2 separate regions of the Homo sapiens genome follow, and region 2 is linked to region 1. A link is an interaction called in ENCODE POLR2A ChIA-PET data of the cell type or tissue named here. Cell type or tissue: GM12878. All regions are shown on one strand.

Evidence for each region. ChIA-PET counts read pairs that join two places held together with the same protein. Peaks named below come from ENCODE experiments on the same cell type or tissue, not always from the same donor. Only the 100,000 strongest peaks of a DNase experiment are listed, where the experiment ranks them.
Region 2: POLR2A ChIA-PET joins it to region 1 with 5 read pairs; 1 of 35 experiments calls an interaction of 5 or more read pairs at or near these places.

Annotation. Positions count from the first base shown.
Region 1 is chr14:76,181,651-76,189,650 of GRCh38, forward strand. The region is part of intron 8 of GPATCH2L (G-patch domain containing 2 like); the gene reads left to right. Among named protein-coding and RNA genes, the nearest start is that of GPATCH2L, 34 kb to the left of the region's middle. In GM12878, CTCF peaks have their summits at 101 (motif pointing left), 3,655 and 4,700; a DNase peak (open chromatin) is centred at 4,881; H3K27ac peaks cover 1,910 bases.
Region 2 is chr14:76,498,600-76,506,599 of GRCh38, forward strand. It overlaps ESRRB (estrogen related receptor beta), which reads left to right. Exons shown (of 7, transcript NM_001379180.1): 7 at 1-3,238. Among named protein-coding and RNA genes, the nearest start is that of ESRRB, 130 kb to the left of the region's middle. RefSeq lists an enhancer at 1,381-1,920. In GM12878, no CTCF peak of the experiment used is centred here; a DNase peak (open chromatin) is centred at 4,182; H3K27me3 peaks cover 192 bases.

The sequences.
Region 1 (8,000 bases):
TAACATATATTAGTCAAACGAGTGACTCCTTACAAATATAAATTCTTTTAGGTGACATGGGAAGTAAATATGGTTTTAATTGTAGCACCCCCTACAGGGCTGTTATGCAGAAAAGAGTAGCTAATAGGCTGGACCCTAGAAGTTGTACTGTTTCTGGTGGCACAAAGAATTTCTTTCCAAGGTTCTGATGACTCTTTTTTATTCCTAATAAGTTCTTAAATGGTTATGTTCATAGCTTTTGAGGTTCAGGCTGCACAAAGAAGTTACTTTCATGGATACAGTTAGAACTTCTACTATGGGCTATAATAATAAATTTTGCACCATAACCTACTGCCAGGTCTTTCTACTGAAGAAGTGGTATTTCTGTATGGAATGTCTTTTGAAAAGAGAGACCATCACAAATGGTGTTATTAAGAATGTTGAACTGCCGGGCGCGGTGGCTCACGCCTGTAATCCCAGCACTTTGGGAGGCCGAGGTGGGCGGATCATGAGGTCAGGAGATCGAGACCATCCTGGCTAACACGGTGAAAACCTGTCTCTACTAAAAATACAAAAAATTAGCCAGGTGTGCTGGCGGGTGCCTGTAGTCCCAGCTGCTCAGGAGCCTGAGGCAGGAGAATGGCGTGAACCCGGGAGGCGGAGCTTGCAGTGAGCTGAGATCGCGCCACTGCACTCCAGCCTGGGGGACAGAGCGAGACCCCGTCTCAGAAAAGAAAAAAAAAAAAAAAAAAAAAGAATGTTGAACCAGAGTGAGACCTTGTTTCTACAAAATTTTTTTTTTTTAAATCATTTGTGTCTGGTGATGTACACCTGTAGTCTCAGCTACTTGGGAGGCTGAGGTGGGAGGATCACTTGAGCTCAGGAGGTCAAGGTTGTAGTGAGCTGTGATGATGCCACTGCACTCTAGCCTGGATGACAGAGTGAGACCCTGTCTCAAAAAAAAAAAAAAAAAAAAAGAAAAGAATGTGGAAAATTGTGGAATGATATAAACTATTAGTAGTAAGGCCTTTCCTTCAGTAGCATGATGTTTATTCATCATTAATTCATTCAGCGTTTGCTGGAACCCTACTATGAGCCAGCTCTTTGTTTAGATACTGCCCTCAAGGAGCTTACATTCTCATGGGAAAGTCAGGTATGGAAGTTGACAACTACAATAAAGGTTTGAAAAAGCACAGAGGAGGGGCCCCTAATGTCAAGGCTCAGGGAGATCTTTTTAGAGGTGGTTGTGCTCAAGCTGTCATAGAAGACAACAGGATTTTAATCCATAGGAAAACAGTCCTTTAGCTTTTTGTCTTAATACCAAATAAAATAATGTCTGTGTATACTGTTTGGGAAAATGATTTGAGTAGCATGATATCATGTCAGAATGCTGAAAGTGGATTACTTTCCCTCCTCTCTTTACCTCTGCTACCTAGAGCTGTGCTGTGCTGAGATCAGTATTCGTACTTTTGTCAGGTTTCCTGTTTCCTTTAAAAGCCTTATCCTGTGGCTGGACTAGGCATCAGCTTCTTGTTTCTTTGTGTATCTCATTATCCATACCACTGTCTTCACTCTTTTGCCTGGCAGTGTTTGTGGCTGAACTTGGAAACCTGAGGAAGTCTCTACTATGCTTCTGGTATGCTCAGCTCTAGGGTAATATTGCTTATTGTTTTAGACCATTGCTGAAAGCAAAGGAAAGAGAATGTGGACAATCATGCATCGTCTTTGTCCTTACTTCTAGACGTCATACCCAGGGCAGTAGATACCAAGTGGGTTGCATACATGAAGGTTCTTTGGGAAAGGGAAAGAAAATTTTTAAACTTACATTTATTTATAGCAAAAAAATTATAGCAAAATTTTTTTTGTTTTAAATTATACATATGTGTCTAGTAGCACGTATTTATATTTTATGTATATGTACTACATACATAATTTTTTTTCAGATTTTTTACTCATGAGGGTGCACCTCAATAAAGCTTGGCAACCACTGCTTCATGGGAAATGATCAGCGCAAGTGACTTCTATGCAATTTTTAGAAAATGTGAATGATGACATACTGAGCTCTCAGGGCAACTGGTCACTCCTTTGTAATCGTTCCTCCCCAGCAAGGGGTTAGTGAAGATGGAACCGTCTAGCTCCAGTGTGGCAGACTGATGAGATTGGATTCAGAACTGGGCAGTAGGCTTTGCAAAGAGTGGATCATTTAGCAAAAGCCTGGCACCAAGGAGGAGTGTGAAGGAGTAGTGGCAGGGAAGAGGCAGGTGAATGACTATACTAAAAACTGTTTCCAGTGGAAATTGTGTCTTTTTCTTGTCCCATTTTATTTGTAGTAGGGAAACATTTCTTTCAAAGCACCTGGGCAGCATTGGAAATTTCACATGCATCATTAGCATGGTGTGTGTGTGTGTGTGTGTGTGTGTGTGTGTGTGTGTGTGTGGCGACAATGTTATCATTAGTGGTATAATTTTATTTTGCAAAGAGAGAAGTGTTTCCTGTTTTATCACAGCTTTCCCCGAGGAGGGCTGGTGTATTAATTTGCTGTATTGCCTCCTGGCTGTTCCCAGGCTGTTTTTCCTCTTCATCATGGAATTTTTAATGGCCCTACTGCCTCTTGGGAAGCATGTGAGGAAGAGTTCCTCAGGGAGTGCTTCCCTTTTTTCACATGCCTATAATTACTCTCCTTTAAGAGCACAAAGAGTTTGATAATCATGCCTGAACTATGAAGGTTCCCTCCTGTCAGGTTACTGAGCTGAGGCTGCTTCTTGCCTGGACACTGCCAATTCCATTCTCCTAAGCAAGAGCAAGGGCTTTTCAACAGTTTCCTCCCTGCTAGAACCATATGCCCTTCTGGTTCTCAGAATAGGTGGGGGCGGGGGGCATTGGGAGGATGGTGCATGACCTAAAATCCTCTCTTGTTTAATATTTCATTGCTATAAACAAATAAATAATTGGACCATAATATTAAAATAACATTTTATTGATGTAGCGTTATAATACAGCCCAGATGACAGGTGCAGTGGATGGGAGGGAGAGTTTTGTGGTCTTTGTACCATCTAATAGATTTGTGGATTTCAGGAATAGCACTCTGGAAATAGTTAACTTGGTGGTTTTCAACCCTGGCTGCAAGTTGGAATCACCTAAGAAGCTTTAAGAAAATATATCCGTGCTGGGCCCCACTTCCAGAGATTCTGATTTAATTGGTCTGGGATAAGGCCTAGACATTGGCATTATTTTAAAGCTCCCTAGGTGATTAATATGCCAGCCAGGGTTAAGAACTGTTGTCCTAAATGCATATGGTTTTGTGACTGGTGCTTTGTAATTTGCTTAATAGGGTCTCCCCTTTCATAATTGGTGCAAACTCTGTACTTTGGTATGGTATGCACCATTCCTTACGGGAGGTAGACCTCTGGACTTCTCTTAGCTTTGGAGAACCTACTGCAGGTAGAGAAGAGTGTTAGTATCTGCACGGTGCCCAGCACATAGTTCTTAATAAATGGATCAGGGGCAGAGTTTTGTCAGGTGGATATATGGATAGTTGGATTGTTGGCTGGGTGTGTAGATGAAATCCATAAACCAAGTGTTTTGGTTTGGTTGTTTTGGTTGCTAGTATTGGGATTTGCTGTTAAAGGTGTGATACCTGGTATTGGTGTTAAGAATTGCTGCTGCCCAAACAGCAGATGGTGTGATTGGCGTTCTGGTAGAGGCAGTGGTATTGTTAAGGGCACAGTCACAAACTTGTAATAAGAAGACTAGTGCTGCAAGCAGTTTTTCCCAAAATGAGAGATTTGTTGATTGTGAAGGATAGTTTTTCTTACTATTATTACCAAAGAAAATGATAGCTAGGATTTATCAATTGCTACATACAGGTCAGTTGCATCTATGTGATTCATCAATCACCAGTTGCAGTTTTTGAGTGCAAAAACTTTTCATGGCAGTGTTTTAGTTTTCTCCAACTCAAAGGAAAGGTCAACTTTTAGTGACCTTTCCTTTATTTTGGAAGATAATTTGGTCAAGCATTACCATTTTAATTTATTCTTTCTTTAAGCTCTGAAATAGCAAAGCACTGATATCTTCTTTTCATATAGGTCAGCTTCCTTTGTAAATAAACTGTTTTTTCTTTGAGAAATCTTATTTTTAGTTGTGGTAAGGATGGCAGATATCAGCCTGGTATGCAAATGTTATACGTGTTTCTTAATGAATGGATGAAAAGTTTCATAGCTTCTACTTTCTTCATAGTCCATTGGCATAGGTGGTAGGAGATTAAGAGTGTAGATATTAGTGTCAGGCAGACCTGGGCGAGAATCCGGGCTTTACCCAGGCAAATGACTTAATCTTCCCATACCTCAATTTCTACATCTTTAAAATGGAAATATCAATACTTTTTAAATTGGTTGAATGGGGACCAAAATGAAATAATATATGTAAATATTGAGCATCCTGGTAACCAATATTATTTTTGTTATGTAGTTACTGCCCTACCCCATCCTTAGGATAATTGCAATTTTAAAAACTTTGAGTTGGCTTCCAGAGTCATTTGCTAATTAGATGTAATACTGATTCTTGAGGTGCTTAAATGACCTCAAATGGTCTATAAGAGGAGGCATTTGGACAGAGTTGGGGTTAAAAAAAAAGAGAGAGAGACCTTCCTGCCCATTAGAGAGTTGAAATAGGATAGGCTGAGCTCATTTGTAATTCATTTTATCTGTTCACAAACGTTATGATCTGCATATCAGAGTTGTGTGCCCAGCTGGCTGTGCCACTTGACAAGGAGTTTCAAAGAGTAAGAAGAAGACTCACTTCATGCTATTAATTTTGACCTTTGGAGCCATAATAAACAGCCTGAGGTTTTACCTCAGGGCTTGGGGGAAGGAACCTTTTATTAGTCCTGTATCTGTTGATGCTGTGAAGCACAGTGTTGCTTTCTCACCTCTTTAATGCCTCAGTTTCAGCCACATGTGTGAAGCAGTTTCTGCTATAGTATTGTCTATAAGGCTGCCCAAGCCTATTGGAATTGCCCATTGTATAGTACACAGTTCTTGAATCTTTTGTCCTCTATTGGAGGGTCTCGTTGACAGTGGCTCTCAGCTGGCTGGCATCTTACTGCCTAAGTGGAATGATGAAAGCATTTTCTCTCTCTCTGTTTTTCCATTGTAAGATACCCATCTTTCCAACTGATGTGAAATGATTTGGCTCTTATGGGCGGCATGAAACAGCTTCATAGATATGCCTACTTTAGCCCAGCTAAGGGAATTAGATTAGGGAGAATTTTCAGGTGCCAGTGAGCAGTTTGTCACAGACTACTGAGGGTTAGATTTAAGTGAAAATCATTAGTGGAATTGCTAGGATCGCTTCCTGTTAGATAAGCCTCCTCTGTTTCCTATGATAATTGTGAAGTGTTTTTTTTTTTTCTTTTCTTCCTATCTGCTCCTAGTGCCATAGGCCTAGATCTTTTCCCAGGTGCAAGTCTATGAAAATATTTCCCCTCCTGACTGCTTAATAAATGTCAGTAAACCTTAAAGGTAAAATCACATGTGAGAAAGGAGTCTCACATTTAATCTAGGGATTAAATCTCTAGATTTAATCCTCCTTTTTCTCCTTTTACCCTAGCACTTACTTGTTCTCTGATTACAACTCAGTGTCTCGGAGTATTAATTCTTTCTTTAGGAATTGGCCTTCCTACTGTGTTGTGAGCTCCTGGGGACAGGACCTCAGCTCAGTCATCTTTTATCTCCCTCTGCACATCCAGCATAGTATGTTACATTGGGTAGGCCTCCATACATTTTTGTTAAAAATAATTGAGGTGAATAGATTAGTAATTAAGCAGAATAATTGGAATATATATATGAACTTTGGTCCCTAGAAATATCAAATTTTTTCCTGGTGTTACTTGTGTTAAAGAAAAAGTATAGAAAACAAATACCATTTTTACATTGAATTTTATTAACTTTCTAATTTTTAATTTTTGTGGGTTTGTAGTAGGTGTATATACTTATGGGGTACATGAGATGGTTTGATATAGGCATGTAATGCGTAATAATCACATCATGGAGAATGGGGTATCCATCCCCTCAAGCATTTATTCTTTGTGTTACAAACAAACCAATTTTACTTTTATTTAAAAATGTACAGTTAGATTATTATTGACTGTAGCCACCCTGTTGTGCTATCAAATAGTAGATCTTATTCATTCTTTCAATTTTTTTATACATATTAACCATCCACATTCCCCACCACCCTCATTACCCTTCCCAGCCTCTGGTAACCCTCCTTCTACTCTTTATCTCCATTAGTTCAATTGTTTTGATTTTTAGATCCCACAAATAAGTGAGAACATGTGATTTTTGTCTTTCTGTGCCTGGTCTATCTTACTTAATATAATTATCTCCATTTCCATCCATGTTGTTGCAAATAACAGGATCTCATTCTTTTTTATGGCTGAATAGTACTGCATTGTGTATATGCACCACATTTTCTTTATCCATCATCAGTTGATGAACACTTAGGTTGCTTCCGAATTTTGGCTATTGTGAACAGGGCTGCAGCAAACCTGGGGGTGCAGATATCTCTTTGATATACTGATTTCCTTTCTTTTGGGTATTTACCCAATAGTGAGATTGCTGGATCATATGGTAGCTCTATTTTTAGTTTTTTTGAGGAACCTCCAAACTATTCTGCATAGTGGTTGTACTAATTTACATTCCCACCAACAGTGTACGAAGATTACCTTTTCACCACATCCTCACCAGCATTATTAGTTGTATTTTGGATGTAAGCCATTTTAACTGGGGTCAGATGATGTCTCATTGTAGTTTTGATTTGCATTTTTCTGATGATCAGTGATATTGAGCATCTTTTCATATGCCTGTTTGCCACTTGTATGTCTTTTGAGAAATATCTGTTCAAATCTTTTTTGATTGGATTATTAGATTTTTTTTCTACAGGGTTGTTTGAGCTCCTTATATATTCTAATTATTAACCCTTTGTCAAATGGGTAGTTTGCAGATATTTTCTCCCATTCTGCGGGTTGTTTATTCACTTTGTTGATTGTTTCCTTTGCTGTGCAGAAGGTTTTTAACTCAATGTGATCCCATTTGTCCATTTTTGCCTTGGTTGTTGTGATTGTGGGGTATTACTCAAAAAATTTTTGCCCAGACGAATGTCCTGGAGATTTTTCCCAATGTTTTCTTATAGTAGTTTCATAGTTTGAGATTTCAGATTTAAGTCTTTAATCTACTTGATTTGATTTTTGTATATGGTGAGAGATAGGGGTCTAGTTTCATTCTTCTGCATATGGATATCCAGTTTTCCCTGCACCATTTATTGAAGAGACTGTCTTTTCCCCAGTATATGTTCTTGGCACCTTTGCTGAAAATGAGGTCACTCTGCATGTGTGGATTTGTTTCTGGGTTCTCTATTCTGTTCCATTGGTCTATGTGTCTGTTTTTATGCCAGTACAATGCTATTTCAGTTACTATAGCTCTGTAGTATAATTTGAAGCCAGGTAGTGTGGTTCCTTCAGTTTTGTTCTTTTTGTTTAGGATAGCTTTGGCTGTTCTGGGTCTCTTGTGGCTGCATATAAATTTTTGGATTCTTTTTCCTATCTCTGTGAAGAATGTCACTGGTATTTTGATAGGGATTGCATTGAATCTGTAGATTGGTTTGGCTAGTATGGACATTTTAACAATATTGATTCTTTCAATCCATGAACATGGAATATCTCTCAGTTTTTTTGGTGTCTTCTTCAATTTCTTTCATCCATGTTTTATATTTTTCATTATAGAGATCTTTTATTTCTGTAAGTTAATTCCTAGGTATTTAATTTTATTTGTGGCCACTATAAATGGGGTTAATTTTTAAATTTGTTTTTCAGATTGTTCACTCTTGGCATATAGAAATGCTACTGAATTTTTTGTGTTGATTTTTTATCTTGCAACTTTACTGAACTTGTTTATCACTACTGACAGTTTTGTGGTAGTCTTTAGGTTTTTCCAAATATAAGTTCATATCATCTACAAACAAGG
Region 2 (8,000 bases), 320 kb after region 1:
CTGGCTGTGTGCAGACTCCCGGGTGCAGTGGGGTGGGGGACGGGGATGGGGGGGCAGGGGTGTGGGGCTCGACTGTAACTGGCTTTTTCTTTGGTATGTCTTTCCTTCTCCATGGACGGTGCGGAGGCCTGGGCCAGGGCTGACTCCCTTCAGGAGTGGAGGCCACTGGAGCAAGTGCCCTCTCCCCTCCACCGAGCCACCAAGAGGCAGCATGTGCATTTCCTAACTCCCTTGCCCCCTCCCCCATCTGTGGCCTGGGTGGGCACTGCTCAGGCTGGATACCACCTGGAGGTTTTCCTTCCGCAGAGGGCAGGTACGCAAGGGACAACAGTATCTTTCTTCCAGAGGTCCTACCTGCTCTGAGATCCTCTGGGGCCGGTCAAGAGGCCCCATACCTTCCACAGTTTCCACTCAGCTTTCAGCCAGGGGGTACCCACAGGAGAGCAGCGGCTAGAGCTCAAGTGCTTCCTGGGCACCCCACCCCTCGGGGCCTACCCCCCTGCCTGTCACCCACCGCGCCGGTGTCCACCTGTCCTCCTCCTCTTCTCCTCCCCCCGGGAGTCCCCCGCTACTTCCTGACCCTACCTCAGAGCTCACTCACCCAGTGGGTTCAGCCAGCCACAGCGACTCCAGGGGCTGTAGACAGGAACGCGCTGGCACAGAGAAGAGCGGGGACCACACCATCCTCCCAAGAACCCTCTCCCTCTTCCTGCCTTCCCCCTCTCCCTGAAGGGCAGGTCCAGGCCAAGTGAGCCTGTGAGAAGCTCAGGAGCCTGGCTCCATCCAAGAGCACCCCGGGGGGAGGATCAGGACAGGATGGACAGAGGCCCAGACTCATCTTTGCCAAGCACAGAAAGGCCGAGCAGCTGAGATAAGTAGGCAGGGGAGCCCCAAAGGGAGGGAACTCAGCGGGGTGGCCTGCCTCATCCTTCCTGGCTTCCCTTCCCTGCACTCAGCATCATGCCACAGGGCTAGTGTACCAGTGCCACAGGAGGGGTGCCCTCCTACCACACTTGGGCTACCAGAGGTTTGGTGTAGCTCCCCTGGGCACCGCGAGCACGCCAGCTCTCTGGCAGGACCCCTGCAGTCCCCCTGGCTGTGCCAGGTAACCAACCGTCTTGGTTTGTCCAGGACGTTTCTTTATCCCAGGAAACTCCTCTACCCCAGGCACACGGGGACAGTGGGTCACTCTATTTCTGTGGATGGCCGTGAAAGTTTTCACTAACTCAAGGGGCAGCCCTGAACACCCATTTGTGCTCACAGGTTGGCCAAGAGCAGCTTAGAGGATCTCCCAAGGATGAAAGAATGTCAAGCCATGATGGAAAATGCCCCTTCCAATCAGCTGCCTTCACAAGCAGGGATCAGAGCAACTCCCCGGGGATCCCCAATCCACGCCCTTCTAGTCCAACCCCCCTCAATGAGAGAGGCAGGCAGATCTCACCCAGCACTAGGACACCAGGAGGCCAGGTAACTTTCTGCAGCTTTTCCATAGAAGCCCTGGTCCCACCTCCTTGGCTCTACCCCAGGAACCTCCCGGCCTGGGCTTCTGGGCTGGGACGTGCTGAGGTCATCCCAGACAGGAGGGAGGGCTGGCTGAAATCCACAAACTGCAGAGCAGCTCTCTGATGGTGTCCCACACAGAAAATGTTAAGGATTTCAAGAGCCCTCCCAGACCAGTGATGTGTCCCTCCGGCTCCCCTTGCCTGTGGGGAATCGGGTCTGAGTCACTTGATGAGTAGGCACTGGAGCCGTTACCCAGGATGCTGCGGCCCTAGCCCTCCATGCAGCCCATCTTCCCTCATTTGGGTGGAGGCACACATTTGGGGCAAAGGCCCCTTCTTGGCATCAAGGAACACCAGCTACAAACCAAGTCTAGCACAGTGTTTAGAGGCTCTGCCCTGAGGTTCTGCTCCGGAGAAACCTTCACAGTAGAGACCTTGGGGTGTGTGCTTTGGGACTCCCTCAGTCTCTCACTGTGCTGTGTCCTTGCAGCGGGGCCGAGGTAGCACCCTGCTCTGTCACTTCCTGCTCAAGCTGGAGGACCCAGGCGGCAGGGCATCATGCCCAGCTGGCATCTGCTGTCTGTCTTTTCTAGGGAAAGCATCTCTGGCTCACCATGTAACATCTGGCTTGGAGCAAGTGGGTGTTCTGCACACCAGGCAGCTGCACCTCACTGGATCTAGTGTTGCTGCGAGTGACCTCACTTCAGAGCCCCTCTAGCAGAGTGGGGCGGAAGTCCTGATGGTTGGTGTCCATGAGGTGGAAGCTGCTTTTATACTTAAAACTCAGATCACAACAGGAAATGTGTCAGTAACAATGGAACTCCATCCAATGGGAAAGTTCCTGGTACTGAAGGGGTCCATTGGACACTCAGAAAAGAAGTTCAGGGGCCAACTTCTTAGCTGGAATCCTGGCCAGATGAGGACCCTCTCCGGGGAAGGGAGAGGACTGACTTAGTGGAAGGTGGTGAAGTGAGGAGAGTTTAGGGGAACCTTCCCCCAGTGGAACAGATCTCAAGTTTACCCTAAACCTGCCATTTCTGGAAAATCTGTAAAGAGGAAACAGCCTGTCTCAGCTGTACTCTCATGATACAGGTCATTTGAAATGAACCAAGAAATAAAACATGAAAATCCAACCATGGAGAAGGTGGTATGGCTGGGTTTTGTTTGGTCCCCTTGTCCTTATACGTTCTAAAGTTTCCAGACTGGCTTTGTCACTTTGTGAACTCGTCATGTGTGAAAACCAATCTTTGCATATAGGGAACTTCCTCGGGCCACACTTTAAGAACCAAGTAAGAGGCTCTCAAGACTCCAGCAGAGTCGGGAGGCCATGGCAGCGCCTTAGAGGAGCTGGAACCTGCACCCACCTGTGTCGGTGGGGGGGGCCTCCTTTCCCCATAGACTCTGCCCTCCCTCTGTGCAGATGGAAGTGGCAGGGGAGGGTGACCAGCTTGTGACAAGAAGACTGAAGGGTCCAGAGTCCATGCTCACGGAACAGCACCAAAGAAAAGCACTATGTGGAAAGATTGTTTTATTTTCTAATAATGATAATATGGCTGGAATGGCTTCTTAAGATGTATATATTTTTTAAAATGGCAGTTCCCCATTGCAGCATCACCTACTTGTATGTCTTTCTGCCTCTGTATATGTTCTCCCAGAAACCCCCATGTAAATCAAATGCCCTAGGATGCTTCCATCCTGGTCCCATGTATCTGGAATCTAATAAATAAGGAAAGGAACTATTGAGTTTCTTCACACATTGTCTTTCTGGGCTGACTGTCCCCCAGACAGCACTGCCCTTGGGTTTCAGGCTGAGGCTAGGAGAGGCCGTTGGGAGAGGCAACCCAGCCTTAGTGTTCCCTGGGAAGTCCCATGGTGTCATTTTAAAACATGTTCACCAGCAAAGCTCAGGAATGCAACTGGAGAAGTATGCTGCAGGTCTGAGAAGCTCCCTGTTGCTTTTATGCTTTTAATATTAATGGTAAGGCAATCGATTACTTTCATTAATGCCAGAGAAATGAGATATCAGATATATGTGAATGAAAACCAATTCATTACCTTAGGATTTTGAATTGCATCTGTGACACACACAACACCGGATAGCACAGCCCACATGTTATTCCAGGACACACTCAGGACCAGTGAGAAGCAGAGGGGAGGGCCTGAAAGAGATCAAAGAAGACATTTCAAGATGCCTTTTGTTTCAAGTAAAAGTTACCTTAGCTTATACTGGCTTACTGGATTTATATGTGAGTCCGGAAGTGGGGTAGGCATCAGGCAGGGTTTGATCCAGGGGTTTACAAAGTCAATAGGGTTATGGTTCAGCTTTTCCGATTCCCCCAGTTCTTCTGCGTGTTTGTTTCATCCTTATGCTGGCCTCTTTCCTGGTAGCAAGAAGGCTGCCAGTTTTTTGTTTCACACCTTGTGGGAGAGAGAAAATCTCTTTCTGCAACCATGGAAAATGTCTGAACTTCTTTCTGAACTCCACCGGGTTTTGTATCTATCCCTTAGTGAATCCCCATGACCAGCCTGGGGTAGAATCAGTTCCACTCAATGGCCTAGCTGCCACACTGTGGGAAAGGAGTAGGTTGGAAGTCTAGAAGTCTAGAAGACAGCCAACCATAATGCCCACAGAACCCACATACGTGAACAGCTCAGGGTCTGGTCAACTTTCAGTGAGAGGTTTGTGAGTCTCCTGCAGCTCTTGGAAGATAAGAACCACATGGTTATCTTTGCATTTAACACCTTCATGCATGATATGCATTATGTACTTGTGGGAATGAAAGTACTCAATTTGTAGATTCTTTTTAGGTAATTCACCTTAAAAGAATGCACACACGGCTGCTATTTATGTTGCTATCTTAAGAAAAAAGTAATTAGGAAAGAAAGTCAACCATAATATCACGTAATGCAGTCAAAATGAAAATCTTTATTTGATTATCTGTATATTAGGATATTCTGTGCTACCTTTTCCATTTATACATGTAATTGTGATCAGACCAACTAATAGCTCATATTTTCAAAGACCTAACCCTCATCCATACCTCCATCTCCATTCATTCTCTAGTCTCTCTCTTTTTTTTTTTTTTTTTTTGTTAGCAAAAAAGTGAAGCTTCAAAGAAAGGGGAAAAATTCAACTAATATTCATTCATTCAACAAATATTTGCTGAGGATCTACCCATTCCAGGCCCTATCCTGGGCATGGAGACTATCTCCATAAAGAGAACAAACAAGGCCGAGCACGGTGGCTCACACCTGTAATCCCAGCACTTTGGGAGGCCTAGGCGGGTGGATCACGAGGTCAAGAGTTTAAGACCAACCTGGCCAATATGGTGAAAACCCGTCTCTACTAAAAATACAAAAATTAGCCAGGCATGGTGGCACGCATCTGTAGGCCCAGCTACTCGGGAGGCTCAGGCAGGAGAATCGCTTGAACCCAGAAGGCGGAGGTTGCAGTGAGCTGAGATCAAACCACTGCACTCCAGCCTGGGCGACAGAGTGAGACTCCACCTCAAAAAAAAGAGAAACAAGAACAAACAAAATCCATCTTCATTCTTCATGGAGCAGACAGTCTACTGGGAGGAAGAGAGAGAAAATAAGCACAGCAAATAACCAAATTATATAGTTTGTTAGAATGTATATAGTGTAAGTGAGTTGGGGGGAAGCAAGGTATGGGTGATCAGAAATGGGTAGGAGGCTACAAGTTTTAAGGGAGTGGTCAGAGCAGTCTCAATGAGGATGTTACGTTCAACAATAAAAGTTAAAGAAAGTGAGGATTCTGTGGGTGTATGGAGGGAAAGCTCTTCATGCAGAGAGAGCAGCCAGGGCAAAGGCCCTGGGGTAAGACTATGCTTGGCATATTCAGCAAGCTTCAAGGAAAGGAGTGTGGGCGAAATGGAATGGGGGAGGCCCTGGGGAACAAGGGGCACAAGGCCATAGTAAGTGTGGCTCTCAGGCTAAGAGATTACATGAGGAACCAGTGGAAGCGTCTGAATACAGGGGTGACACGATCACACATTTTAATAGGACTTTCAGTTGTTTTGTGGTTTGCTGGGCTGTTGTTTCTTTGAAAGTGTCTGGCTGGGCATCGAACGTGGCATTGGGGTTTTATCCGGGTCATGTATTTAAATAGTGGTCTTGAGAATGGGGCCGGGGTGGAAGTACATGGGACAGGTGTGTCATCCTCAAGTCTTCCTGGGCCACCAGAGGCACCTGGCTGGCCCCACCTTTGTGCCCACCCCATCTTAGTTTTGCCCCAAACTTGTCATGGGGGCTTTGGTTGTCCCTCTCCTCTTTTGGCTGCTGTGTTAATAACACGCTCCAAGAGGACAGGGTGGAAGCAGGAAGAACAGCTAGAAGACCACTGGTGAGGTGACTGTGGCTTGGAGCAGGGATGTTTCAGAGCAGGTGTTAAGACGCACTGGGGGCTGGCCACAGTGGCTCATGCCTGTAATCCTAGCACCTTGGGATGTCAAGGTGAGTGGGTCACTTTGAGCTCAGGAGTTGGAGACCTAAGCAACATGGTGAAACCCTGTCTCTACAAAAAAACACAAAAATGAGCTGGCATGATGGCTTGCACCTGTGGTCCCAGCAGCTCGAGAGTCTGAAGATGGAGGATAGCTTGAGCTGGGAAGCGGAGGTTGCAGTGAGCCGAGATCGCATCACCGCACTCCACCCTGGGTGACGCGGCAAGACTGTCTCAAAAAAATAAATAAAAATAAAAATAAAAGAAATGCTTAGGTTCTAGATCTACTTTGAAGCCACCAGATTTGCTGATAAATTGAATGTGGAATGTGAGAGAAAGAAAGGAGATGTGGGTAATTCCAAAGATTTCGGCCGCAGAAACTGGAAGGAGTAAGGTTGTTATCCACTGAGATGGGAAAGACTGAGGGAGGGCAAGCTTGGGGACTGGGTGGGAGAATCAGTCGTGTTAAGGGTGAGATGCTGTCACAGGTCCAGGGGAGACGTATCGCCAAAAAGGCCTTAGACCATAGGACCAGCTAAACAGGAAACAGGAAATGTGCTTCCCCCAATAGCAGATGTAGCACTGGTGGTCTTTCCCAGCTGAGAATTCCTTCTCACACCCAGCCAACCCCTCCATTGTTCTCTACCTGTCCTCACAGGCAATAAAGTAAATTAATCCGGTGAACATAGATTTGTGGAGTAGAAGGAGCTTAGCGATCACCTTTTATGTCATTATTTGTCAGCTGAGCAAAATAACCCAAAAGGGAGCTTCTGGGGAAAAGACCCTTGCTGGAAGAATCAGAACTATAACTTCACCCTTGATTTTTCAAAAACAGTATGGGGTGCTGAAAAGCTCGCTGGACTGGCAAGTACACAACTGCTTGACTAGATTTAGGCCAGGAGTCCACAAATGGGGGCAATTTTCCCCCCAGGGGACATTTTGCAATGTCTGGAGACATCTTTTGTTGTCACACTGAGCATAGCTACAGGGGTGGAGGCCAGGGATGCTGCCAGACATCCTACAGGGCACAGGACAGCCCCCCACTGAAAGAATTATCTCACCCCAGATGTCAGTGGTGCTGAAGTTGAGAAACCCTGATTTAGATGTACTCTGGGCATTATCAAGGAAAAACTGGAAGCCATTCTTCTAGAAGGGCCCCTGTGTTCCACCCAGAGTTCCAGGAAACAGTGTGGGGGCGTCAACTCCTGTTACCAAGTTCTTCCCCCCAGTGCCTTCTGCACCCCACCTGGCGTCACTCTACCCTGACACTTCTATCAGAGGCAAACATCCTACACACTGCATGAGCAGCTTCTGTTCAGACTCAGCCCTCAGGTCCAACCAAGCTCTTCCCCCCAGTGCCATCTGCACCCCATCTGGCCTCACTCTACTCTGACACTTCTATCAGGGGCAAACATCCCATGCTCTGCATGGACAGTTTCTGTTCAGACTCAGCCTTCAGGTCCAAGGAGAGATTGCTCTGGTCCTGCGGTCTGCCCCAGCCTGGTTCCTGTCTATGTCAACTTTTTGTTTTGTGAAGCCAGGCAGCACCTGTGGCTTCAGGTCTCAAAGAGGTGGAGACCCTTCTTGGCAGACCTAAGAGGCCCCCGTTGAAGTGTGCTAAGAACAAAGGTGACTCCACATCCTCTTCTTCCTCTCCCCAAGTGGCCCCAGTCCCTGATTGTCTGTCCCTACACTTCTGGTCTACCTCTGGGTTTTCTCTCATTACTTCCTCCCCTTGCCTGGGATGGGCAGAGGCTCCTGGGGTTGGCCATTTGAAGTCCAGCATCTGATGGTCAGAAGTGAAGCCTTCTCTGCAGAATGGTGGGGGAGAAGAACTAAGAGACTTTTGAGACCTTTTCTCCTACTTACTTTTTCCAGGCCATTGATCTCACTTCTACAGACATCTCTCCCTTATCAGCCCAAATGTCCCACCCACCTATGCAAAGATCCCATTGTCAGCTGTCACAAACCAGGACCAAGCCACAAGGCACCAGGGCTTTCACTTGGGTACTGAAGAGTCTCTTCCACTTCCCTTG